2 separate regions of the Homo sapiens genome follow, and region 1 is linked to region 2. Evidence: read pairs that join two places in POLR2A ChIA-PET (ENCODE). Cell type or tissue: HepG2. All regions are shown on one strand. Links, peaks and the distances in the headings refer to the core of each region. The heading gives the core; the rest is flanking DNA.

The links. Peaks named below come from ENCODE experiments on the same cell type or tissue, not always from the same donor. Only the 100,000 strongest peaks of a DNase experiment are listed, where the experiment ranks them.
Region 1: POLR2A ChIA-PET joins it to region 2 with 6 read pairs; 3 of 35 experiments call an interaction of 5 or more read pairs at or near these places.

The regions. Positions count from the first base shown.
Region 1 is chr18:3,024,581-3,029,958 of GRCh38, reverse strand. LOC124900407 (small nucleolar RNA SNORA70) reads left to right here and starts at 4,392; the gene lies at 4,392-4,525. In HepG2, for the core only: no CTCF peak of the experiment used is centred there; a DNase peak (open chromatin) is centred at 3,108; H3K4me3 peaks cover 1,884 bases.
Region 2 is chr18:2,937,092-2,942,469 of GRCh38, reverse strand. LPIN2 (lipin 2) reads left to right here. Exons shown (of 20, transcript NM_001375808.2): 5 at 1,758-1,865; 6 at 2,867-2,990; 7 at 4,433-4,778. Among named protein-coding and RNA genes, the nearest start is that of LPIN2-AS2, 27 kb to the left of the region's middle. In HepG2, for the core only: no CTCF peak of the experiment used is centred there; a DNase peak (open chromatin) is centred at 2,979.

The sequences.
Region 1 (5,378 bases), core at 169-5,168, 88 kb before region 2:
CTCTCTGACGCCGGGGGGCTGGCTTTTCAGGAGGCTTCTATCTCCAAAACAATAATAAAAACAAAACAACATGTCCTCTAGGAGGCTAAAAAGGGAAGAGGTAAAGAGATGTCAGCTCTGCAGGAAAAGCTTTCCAGGCCCCGGCATGCTCTTCTATATGGTGATCTAAATTTAGACTCCAATCTGAAAGCAGGAGACAGACTGTTTGTTTCCATTGTAAATTCCACTTTCCCGGTTTGAATTTCCTTTAGAATCTTGTGGAGTCATTTCAAAAACTCCCATCCCAGGCTGCATCTGCTTCCAGACGGTAGACACACAGAGCTGTGTTTTGGGGTACAGGAACACAGGAAGATTACAGAAAACTTCTCAAAAGTTGAGAACCCGTGCAACTTGGAAAGGAAGGTCATTATTTGACTGTGACAGCATCAGCTATGAGGAAGGTTTTCTTCACAGTGCCCTACCTTCGCCCCCACACTGCTCTTGTTTCTTGTCCACAGAGCAGTGGGTTACTAAAGCTGATGGCTGATTGCCGATTGCATGCAGATGCCTGGGGTTCCTCCTTGTCAGCCTCCTCCTTGCCACTCCCCTGTTTGTGCCTTTCTTTTATCGCTTCCCTCCTGGGCTGACACAGAAGGTCTCAGTACTGTGTGTGTTGTGTTTTGAGGGGAGGTTGGAGCCGGAGTGGGATGTGTTATCTGAGGGTGAGGGAGGGTTGGGGACGGCAGAAATTCCAACGAGGAAACATTGGAAAATCTGTCCTTGTTCTTTCTTCCTGTATTCTTTGAGACATGTGATGATGCTTTCTTGTCCTCCTAGAAGTTAGTGGTCACAAACTAGGCCATCCCTGGGTTCAAAAGTAGTCTCCTTATAAAAGTTTTTTTGTTTTGTTTTGAGGAAGGGTCTGTCACCCAGACTAGAGTGCAGTGGTGCAATCTGGGCTCACTGCAACCTCTGCCTCCCAGGCTCAAGCAATCCTCCCACCTCAGCCTCCTGAGTAGCTGGAACTACAGGCATGAGCCACCACACCTAGTTAATTTTTGTATTTTTGTAGAGACGAGGTCTCACCACCTTGCCCAGGTTGGTCTCGAATTCCTGGGCTAAAGCAGTCGGCCCGCATCGCCCTCCCAGAGTGCTGGGATTACAGGTGTGAGCCACCACGCCTGGCTAGATTAGCTAATTTTAATAACTACATAGTGCTTAAAATTACTGAGCATTTATTTCATCACTTCTGGGGATTTTTACTTAATGACGGAAGAATCTCCTAGTGAGAACACTGAAATTCTGTTTCTACCAGAGTAGAAAATAGTCTGCAAAGCCATACACCTTCCCCTTAATTTTTCTAACATTGGGAAAAATTTGTCTAACATTAATAAGCCATTTAGATAAATAAGGAGAAAGAAAACAAAAAACTTTGTGCTGTCAACAAAAATTTATTGAATTAGAAGAACTTTCATGTAGGAGAAAATTGGAAGAGGAAAAAGAAGAGTGAAGTGTGAGAGACAACCACTCTTTTTTGCTGAAATAGAGTCACTTCCCTAACAAGATTTCACTTTCCTGATGTTAAATAAAAATTATGTTCAGGTGTGGTGGTGTATCCCTATAGTCTCAGCTATTAGGGAGGCTGAGGTGGGAGGATCACTTGAGCCCGGGAAGTGGAGGCTGCGGTGAGCCATGATTGTGCCACTGCACTCCAGCCTGGGTGACAGAGCAAGACCCTGTCTCAAAAAAAAAAAAAAAAAGAAAAAAGAAAAAAAAATCATGGGAGGTCGTTGTTTCAGACTAAGCTCCTGCACTAGGCCCCAATAGACCAGACTAAAAATTAAAATGGAGTCATCCATGCTACAGTTTCACATCACCAAACCCAAACTAAATTGTTATTTGACCTTCCAAGCAATCACGAGAGAGATAACAGCCAATTTCCCAAACAGGCCAGTGTAAATCTTCAGTCTGCAGGATAACGGCGTTCCCCCTGCTGTAATTCTTATGTAAAAAAGAAGCAGACTGACCTAATATTAACTAATCAGTTATTTTTGTATTGTTCTGTCTCCCTGTCTCCCCCTTACAAGAAAAATAGCTTTGAAACTAATGCTGGCCTTTGTTCTTGGCTTCTGCTGTCTTCAGCCCTTCCCTGTCTATAAAGACAACCCCTTCTGCTCAGCTCCGGAACACTTAACTCTATTTTATGGAATGAAGTGCTGCCCGATTCTCATCACAGCAAGGGCAATTGAGATCTTTAAACTACATTTGTTGAAAATGTGTCTTTTGACGCTAATGTTTAAGGAGCATCCCTTATCAGGGATCATTGTGCAGAGCACACACCCAAAAACTGAGGAGAAAGAAAGGAGGGGTTTAAACGTGCTTTTTTGAAAGGTTTAAGGAGACCAGACGTACCCTGGGAACATCTTCTTAAGGACAGTTCGCAATAGTTCCAACATTCCATTCAAATTTGTGGCTATTCTGAAAATAATTTAAGACAATGGCTGTTGAACTGAGCAACCTGGAAGCGCCAGGAAATTTTCCGGGCTGGCCTCAGGGTCCTCGCTGTACAGCAGCTTTCAAACACTCTGGCCAGCCGATTTCTTTCTCGGTGAGTGCTTTTAAAAAATCTCTCCTCCCCTCTATAGCTTCTAAAATGTTACTATCATTATTTGTTTAGTTATAATGTAAAATGTGGGATGATGAAGGCTTAGTGTTACAAAGGATCAGTGAAATCACCAAGTGCTAATAAATTAAATCCTTCTCACACAAAATTTACAGAACACATTTTCTCTAAACGGCCCGGTTTTAAACCATGGAAGGCAGTGTGTTCTCCAACAGGATCATGATTTTCAGAGTGAGTCTATAAGCAGGTCTCCTTAGATAGGTCGGCCTGCTGAGTAAAACAACAGCCCTGTCTAATCGCGGAATGAATTGTCCCTGACAAGAACTGCCCATGACCCGAGGGATTCAGACAGGACAAGATTCCAGAGGGGATTTCTGCCGCAGCTGCGGTTCCGTACCTTGGCCTTCAAGATCCCTGGTTTTATGACCTGGCAGCACATGACCGGTGAAAATAAGAAAGTCCATCGACCAACTGGAAGAATCTTTGTGCCCAGGACTAAGAATGATAACCATCCAGTTCAAAGAAAGCAAACAGGTTGGGTGCAGTGGCTCACGCTTGCAATCCCAACGCTTTGGGAGGCAGGCGGAACACGTAAGGCCAGGATTTCGAGGCCAGCCTGGCCAACGTGGCAAAGCCCCATCTCTACTAAAGATACAGAAATTAGCCAGGCATGGTGGTGCAGGTCTGTAATTCCAGCTACTCTGGAGGCTGAGGCATGAGAATCACTTGAACCTGGGAGGTGGCAGTGAGCTGAGATCGTGCCACTGCACTCCAGCCTGGGCGACAGAGGGAGACTCTGTCTCAAAATAAATAAATGAATAAAAAAGCAAACAAACCTAAATGGAGTGATTTGGGGCTATGTATATGTGAGTGACTTATTAGAAGAGTCCTCATGTTTCTACTAGTTTTTCTTTGCACTTCTGACCCATTTTGTGTAACTTATTCTTCCTCACCTTTTACAAAGATTTATTACAAAACAAACTGCAGTGCCTTGTTGAAAAACCATTCCTTGCAGTGCGATAGGAAAGTTCTAAAGAACACTGAGTTTGTCTTCTAAGTGTGAACGGAAATTTACAGAGCTTATAGGAGCACAATAACGTTTTAAAAAATACAGATGTGTGTATGTATTAATTCATTCTCCTTTATCCTTCATTTATTTTAGTTTTTATTGTGAAATAATAATACACACAAACACCTATGTATCCATCACACAGGCCAAGAAACAGCACATTGCCCTGCTCCAGACTTACACCTAACTCGGATTGCACTGTCTCTCTCTTTCCTGCAATTTCTGTCATTTCCTTATTTTTCTTTATAGTTGTTATCACCTATGCTTTTATCTTGAAACAGTATATCATTTTTGGAATAGAATAAGTAGAGTCATACTTTGATCTTGTGATGTTTCTTTGCTTAAGATTTTATTTTTGAAATTCATCCATGTTGATGTAAATCAGTAGGATTTCATTATATGATTACACCACAATCTAAGTATCCATTCCACCTTTAGTGGCCATTCATGTTGTTTCTTTGCAATTATGAGCAATGCTGTTCTATTTTTGTATGTGTCTTTGAGGGCACTTGGGCAAGAACTTCTAGAGGGCATGTACCTAACATTGGAATTACTGGTCCCTGTGTGTGTGCACGTTGAACTTTCTAGATAATATCAAACTGTTTTCTAAAGTTGTTACAGTTTGACTCTGGGTACCCATAGTCCCAGCTACTTGGGAGGCGGAGGCAAGAGGATTGCTAGAGGCCAGGAGTTCAAGTCCTGTCTGGGCAACATAGGGAGATCCCATCTCTTAAATAAAAAGATTTTTTTTTTAAGAAGTTGTACATGTGCAATGGCTGCAAACAGCAGCTTCCTTGGCAGTGTGTGCAGCCTGTTTCTTGTATGGGTTGCTCTAAGGGACCTTGGAGACAGGCCTTTCAGATGGGGGTTCATGTCTCTGACCTTGCACTACCCCAATGTAGGCTCCAAACAGGCATGTGAGGTGCCTTTGGAAAGAAAGCCCCAGGGCACTGTGGCCAGGGTTAACATTGGCCAAGTTATCATGTCCATCCGCACCAAGCTGCAGAACAAGGAGCATGTGATTGAGGCCCTGTGCAGGGCCAAGTTCAAGTTCTCTGGTCACCAGAAGATCCACATCTCAAAGAAGTAGGGCTTCACCAAGTTGAATGCTGATGAATTTGAAGACATGGTGGCTGAGAAGCGGCTCATCCCAGATGGCTGTGGGGTCAAGTACATCCCCATTCGTGGCCCTCTGGATAAGTGGTGGGCCCTGCACTCATGAGGGCTTCCACTGTGCTGCCCCCTCTTAATACTCACCAATAAATTCTACTTTCTGTCCAAAAAAAAAGTTGTACGATTTGGATTTGAACCAGTGATGTGCCTGAATGCTGGTTGATCACTGCATGACCTTAGCATTAGTAACACCTCCAACACTTGGCATTGAACAACTTTAAAATTGTTAACCATTCTGGCCAGGCATGGTGGCTCACACCTGTAATCCCAGCACTTTGGGAGGCCGAGGCAGGCGGATCACATGAGGTCAGGAGTTCCAGACCAACCTGGCCAACATGGCAAAACCCAGTTTCTACTAAAAATACAAAAATTAGCCAGGCCCGTAATCCCAGCTTCTTGGGAGGCTGAGGCACGAGAATTGCTTGAAACCGGGAGGTGGAGATTGCAGTGAGTCAAGATCACGCCACTGCACTCCAGCCTGGGTGACAGAGCAAGACTGTCTGAAAAAAAAAAATTAATTAATTAAAAAAAATT
Region 2 (5,378 bases), core at 261-5,260:
AAATTTGTGTGACTTTTACATTGTTCTTTTCAGACCACTTTCACGTATGGATAGTGATGGGTCAAGCTGATGTGTCCTTTCAGAGTGGGCAAATAAAGACCATTCACAAACCTGATTTTCCCTTTCTCAGGGGAAAATTTGCCTTTTGATATTCCTTTATTGAGAAATAGAGTACTTTTTCCTAGATGTCTTTCTCAGGTATATGTTTTCTCCCCTTCAATGAGTGGTATGCCAGAGTAAGGCCCTAGAGAAAGAAGACCAGAGTTAGGAAAACCTTAAATTAAAAGATTAAGCTATGTGGAAAAACTATTACATGTCAGAGTTAGTGGTAAATAAGAGTATGTTAAGTTAAGATATAAAGGAAGAAGAGTAATATTAAAAAAGAACCTGGTTTTCTATCCCTGTGTTTAGTCCAGCAAACTAAGTGATGTGGATATTCTCATTTACATTTATTATCTGTCCTATTAGAACATTGAATTTTCTATAAGAAGCCTTTAAACTTGTATAATATGGCGCTTTATGCTTTGCAGAGTTTTGTTTGTTTTTGGGATGGAGTCTCTCTCTGTCACCTAGGCTGGAGTGCAGTGGTGCGATCTCCGCTCACTGCAACCTCTGCCTCCTGGGTTCAAGCAGTTCTCTGCCTTAGCCTCCCAAGTAGCTGGGATTACAGGTGCCCGCCACCACACCCGGCTAATTTTTGTATTTTTAGTAGAGACAGGGTTTCACCATCTTGGCCAGGCTGGTCTTGAACCCCTGACCTCGTGATCCACCCGCCTCGGCCTTCCGAAGTGCTGGGATGACAGGCATGAGCCACTGTACCTGGCCAGAGTCTTTCTTTGTGCTTTTCTTTTTACTTTTCAGAGATTTCAACATGCTACACCATGTAACTCTCACATTGACTCTGAAGTAGACAGGACAAATGATAAATTTCCAAGTAAAGATGAAAACGGGGGCCCACAGTGCTTCTGAGGGATGTTTTCAAGGTTATATGGCAAGGTAGTTATAGTAACTGAAAATCTGAGAAACCAACAAGTAAATTGATTAAAATCTTATCAGCAGTAGTGTAACCCCCTACCCAAGGTCCTTTTATGAATCTTAAAAGCATTTGTCATTTTTGGTATCATCTTCACATCTCCACATCTTGTAGATTCCAAGTAAAGGAAACCTTCTCAGATAATCCTTGGGCCAAACAAAGAAGAAAATTAGTCCCAAGGTTTTAAGAGGTTAGGGTATTGTTAAAATTTTGAGCCATAGATCTTGTTTGTCTTCAGCTAATATACATTTTCAAATGTATTCAGTAGAAAGGGGAGAGCAGTGGAAAGAATAAGGGCTTACTTGTTTTGAATCCAACTACTTCCTATCTTTTTGACTTTGAGCAAGTTACTAAATTTCTCTGGATCCTTGATTACTTAAAATCTACAATGAAATATTACCTCATTTTGTAAGGATTGAATGAAATAGACATAAAGCCTTAGTTTTCTTTTAGCCTTTGAATCACCCTTAAGGGATGGAAAAAAGAGAAATCACATTTCTCTTTTGTCCTCCCCCTATTTATTCCATATGTGAATAGTGATTGTGGTGTTTTATAGTGGGTGGCATTGGTGTATCCCCCCTTCTCCTTCATATATTTTAGAGAGAGTTAGTAATCATTTGCCCCTCTTCATTTTGATTGTTTGTAGTATCAGTAGGTTTGGGGGATATTTTAAAGCTGACAAGAATGTCATCGTTCCTGCCTTTCTTTGGTTTCTCCTTCACAGAGGATCTTCAAATGCTTCCTTGAAAGAAGAAGAATGTAAAGAGCCTTTGCTCTTCCATTCTGGGGATCATTACCCCTTATCTGATGGAGATTGGTCCCCTTTAGAGACGTAAGTATCTTTGAAATTTCTTGGTTTCTTGAAAGAGGAAGGAGATGTATTAATTAGCTTTTCTGTTAATCTGTAGTAATGATATTTCCCATTTCTCTCACACAGCCAAGGAACTGAATGTTTACTTGTAACATAAATATGAATCTTTTCTCTCAATAATTATTTTGTTTCTAAATTTGATCTGACTTACTCTAACAGTGTTGGCCAGTTGTAGATCTGTATAATCAGCATGGAATTTAGCCATCTACAGTTATTTTTTTTCTTTTTCTTTTTAGTAGAGACAAGGTCTCGCTCTGTTTTCCCAGCCTGGAGTGCAGTGGCACACTCATAGCTCACTGCAGCCTTAAACCCCTGGGCTCGAGTGATCCTCCCACCTCAGCCTCCTGAGTGACTGGGACTACAGGCACGCACCACTGTGCTCAGCTAAGTTTTAAATTTTTTTGTAGAGACAGAGTCTCGCTATTTTGCCCAGGCTATTCTTGAACTCCTGGCCTCAGGTGATCCTCTCGCCTTGGCCTCCCAAAGCACTGGGATTACAGACATGAGACATTGTGCCCACTCATCTGCAATTCTTAAAAATTCTCATCTTTTAGTGTCAACTGTTGGCTGTAAATGAATAATATAGTGAAAAAAAGTATAGTCATAACTGTTTATTCTGCAATCAGATTCTCAGGTGTTATGTTAATTTGCCTGCTTTTCCTTTCCTACAAAATTATCTTCTTTCTCATTGATTTCTTGTGAAAAGCAAATGAGATTATGAATCTACAGTGTTTGTTTACAAAGGACCTGGTAAGTCCTCTTAAATACTAGTTGGTGTCATTTTTATTATTATTATTAAAGAACTCAAGTGGAAGAAATAATTGATGCTCCCTTCCATAGAGTTTTTATATATGCAGGATAAAGTCAAGATATTCAGATTTGTTTCTTTTAATCTGTCAGGCTCAGCAAGACTGAAGGTTTCCCGACTTTCAAGTCATCGTGTGTCTTTGTTCTCTTTGCAGCACCTATCCCCAGACAGCGTGTCCTAAGAGTGATTCAGAGCTGGAGGTGAAACCTGCGGAGAGCCTGCTCAGATCAGAGTCTCACATGGAGTGGACGTGGGGCGGATTCCCAGAGTCCACCAAGGTACTAGGGTTTACTTGCCTGTGGAAAGTGTGTTAATGATTAAACAAGTGACGAATTCCTCTGCCCATAAGTAAAGGAGGCAATTTCTGACTGAGCTCTCATGAATGTAAATGATAGTGCCCTCATGTCATAAAAGTAAATTCAAAGTTAACATTTTTTGTAACATTTGGACTATATATTTGCAACCGAAGGATTTCAGTAGTATTTTGTGTATATTTCTATTTACTGAATAATAATGATTGTTAATTATTATAAGGACATTTTAAAAGGCATCTTAAACTGAAATTTTCACACTGAATTTTTATTTTTTATTTTTTGGAGACAGAGTTCTTGCTCTGTCACCCATGCTGGAGAGCAGTGGTGCAGCCACAACTCACTGCAGCCTTAACCTCCTGTGCTCAGGTAATTCTCCCACACCAGACTTTCAAGTAGCTGAGACTGCAGGTGTGTGCTACCACACCCAGTTAATTTTTTAGTTTTTATTTTTTGTAGAGACAAGGTCTCGCTATATCAGCTTGGCCTGATCGCAAACTCCTGGGCTCAAGAGATCCTCCTGCCTTGGCCTCCCAGAGTGCTGGGATTACAGGCGTGAGCTGCCATCCCCAGCCAACACTGAAATTTTAAACAAGAAATTGTTAAACCTTTTTTTCCAGCTCATAATGAAAGAAGAAAGAACTGAGAAGATAAATTTCTTGAGAGAGAAAATGTTTAGATCTTCTGTTGAATTTAGGTTTTTAAAATATACATTTTGCATATATTTGTGATCGAATTTAGACTTGCCACTTTTACACTGTTTTAACAGAGCCTTGATGTGGTCCAAGGAGGGTGAAATTTTCATTTAGTTTTCTCCCCCAAAATGAGTATTTTCTACTTCTTAGTAACTGAAAATTGTCAGTTTCCTCAGTCTTCTCCAGTATAACTTCACAGTAGAACATTTAACGTACACCTTTTTTTTTGAGATAAAGTCTTGCTCTGTCACCTAGGCTGGAATGCAGTGGTGCCATCTCGGCTCACTGCAACCTCCATCTCCTGGGTTCAAGAAATTATCTTGCCTCAGCCTCCCGAGTAGCTGAGATTACAGGCGCCTGCCACCATGCCCGGCTAATTTTTGTATTTTTAGTAGAGACAGGGTTTCATCCTGTTGGCCAGGCTAATCTCGAACTCCTGACCTCAAGTGATCTGCCCACCTTGGCCTCCCAAAGTGCTGGGATTATAGGCGTGAGCCACTGTGCCCGGCCAGAACATTTATAAGTATCATGATATTGAACAAAAGGCAATTATTAGTTTTTCTCACTTTATTATGGAATTTTTACATGTACAAACTAAGATACTTAATGAATGTGTTAAGTTAAAAATAGAATGAACACATTGCCAGCTTAGGAAATAGATTATAACAAATACTCTGAAAGTAGTTTAATTTTTAAACAATTTAACTTTTTTAGGTCAGCAAAAGAGAACGATCTGACCATCATCCTAGGACAGCTACAATTACACCATCAGAAAATACTCATTTTCGGGTAATTCCCAGTGAGGACAACCTCATCAGTGAAGTTGAGAAGGATGCTTCCATGGAAGACACTGTCTGTACCATAGTGAAGCCCAAACCCAGAGCCCTGGGTACACAGATGAGCGACCCAACATCTGTGGCAGAGCTTCTCGAACCTCCTCTTGAGAGTACTCAGATTTCATCTATGTTAGATGCTGACCACCTTCCCAACGCAGCCTTAGCGGAGGCGCCCTCAGAATCCAAACCGGCAGCTAAAGTAGACTCGCCGTCAAAGAAGAAAGGTAATCGTTTGTTTAATTTGGCTCCAGGTACTCTCAAATTAGATGGTAAATTATTTCAGTGTTCCACATAACGTGATGGCTGCCTCTGTATTTGTATTCACCAGTCGAAACCCGTCGCACTTTTTTTTTTTTTTTTTTTTTTTTTTTAGCTGGAGTTTCGCTCTTGTTACCCAGGCTGGAGTGCAATTGTGTGATCTCGGCTAACTGCAACTTCCGCCTCCCGGGTTCAAGCAATTCTCCTGCCTCAGCCTTCTGAGTAGCTGGGGTTACAGGCACACACCACCATCCCCGGCTGATTTTTTGTATTTTTAATAGAGATGGCATTTCACCATGTTGGCCAGGCTGGTCTCAAACTCCTGACCTCAGGTGATCTGCCCACCTCGGCCTCCCAAAGTGCTGGGATTACAGGTGTGAGCCACCGTGCCCAGGCCCGTCACTCACTTTCTTACAATTGCTTTCCATGGCGTCCCCCTGGAAAGTCCAGTTGGAGCAGGGCCTGACTTGCACACTGCTGTCTCTTGACTGTTGCTACTCAGTGGGTTCTTGAGAAGCATTTACTGAGAAAACAAATAATGAGTTGTAATCAATTGATGAGTAAAA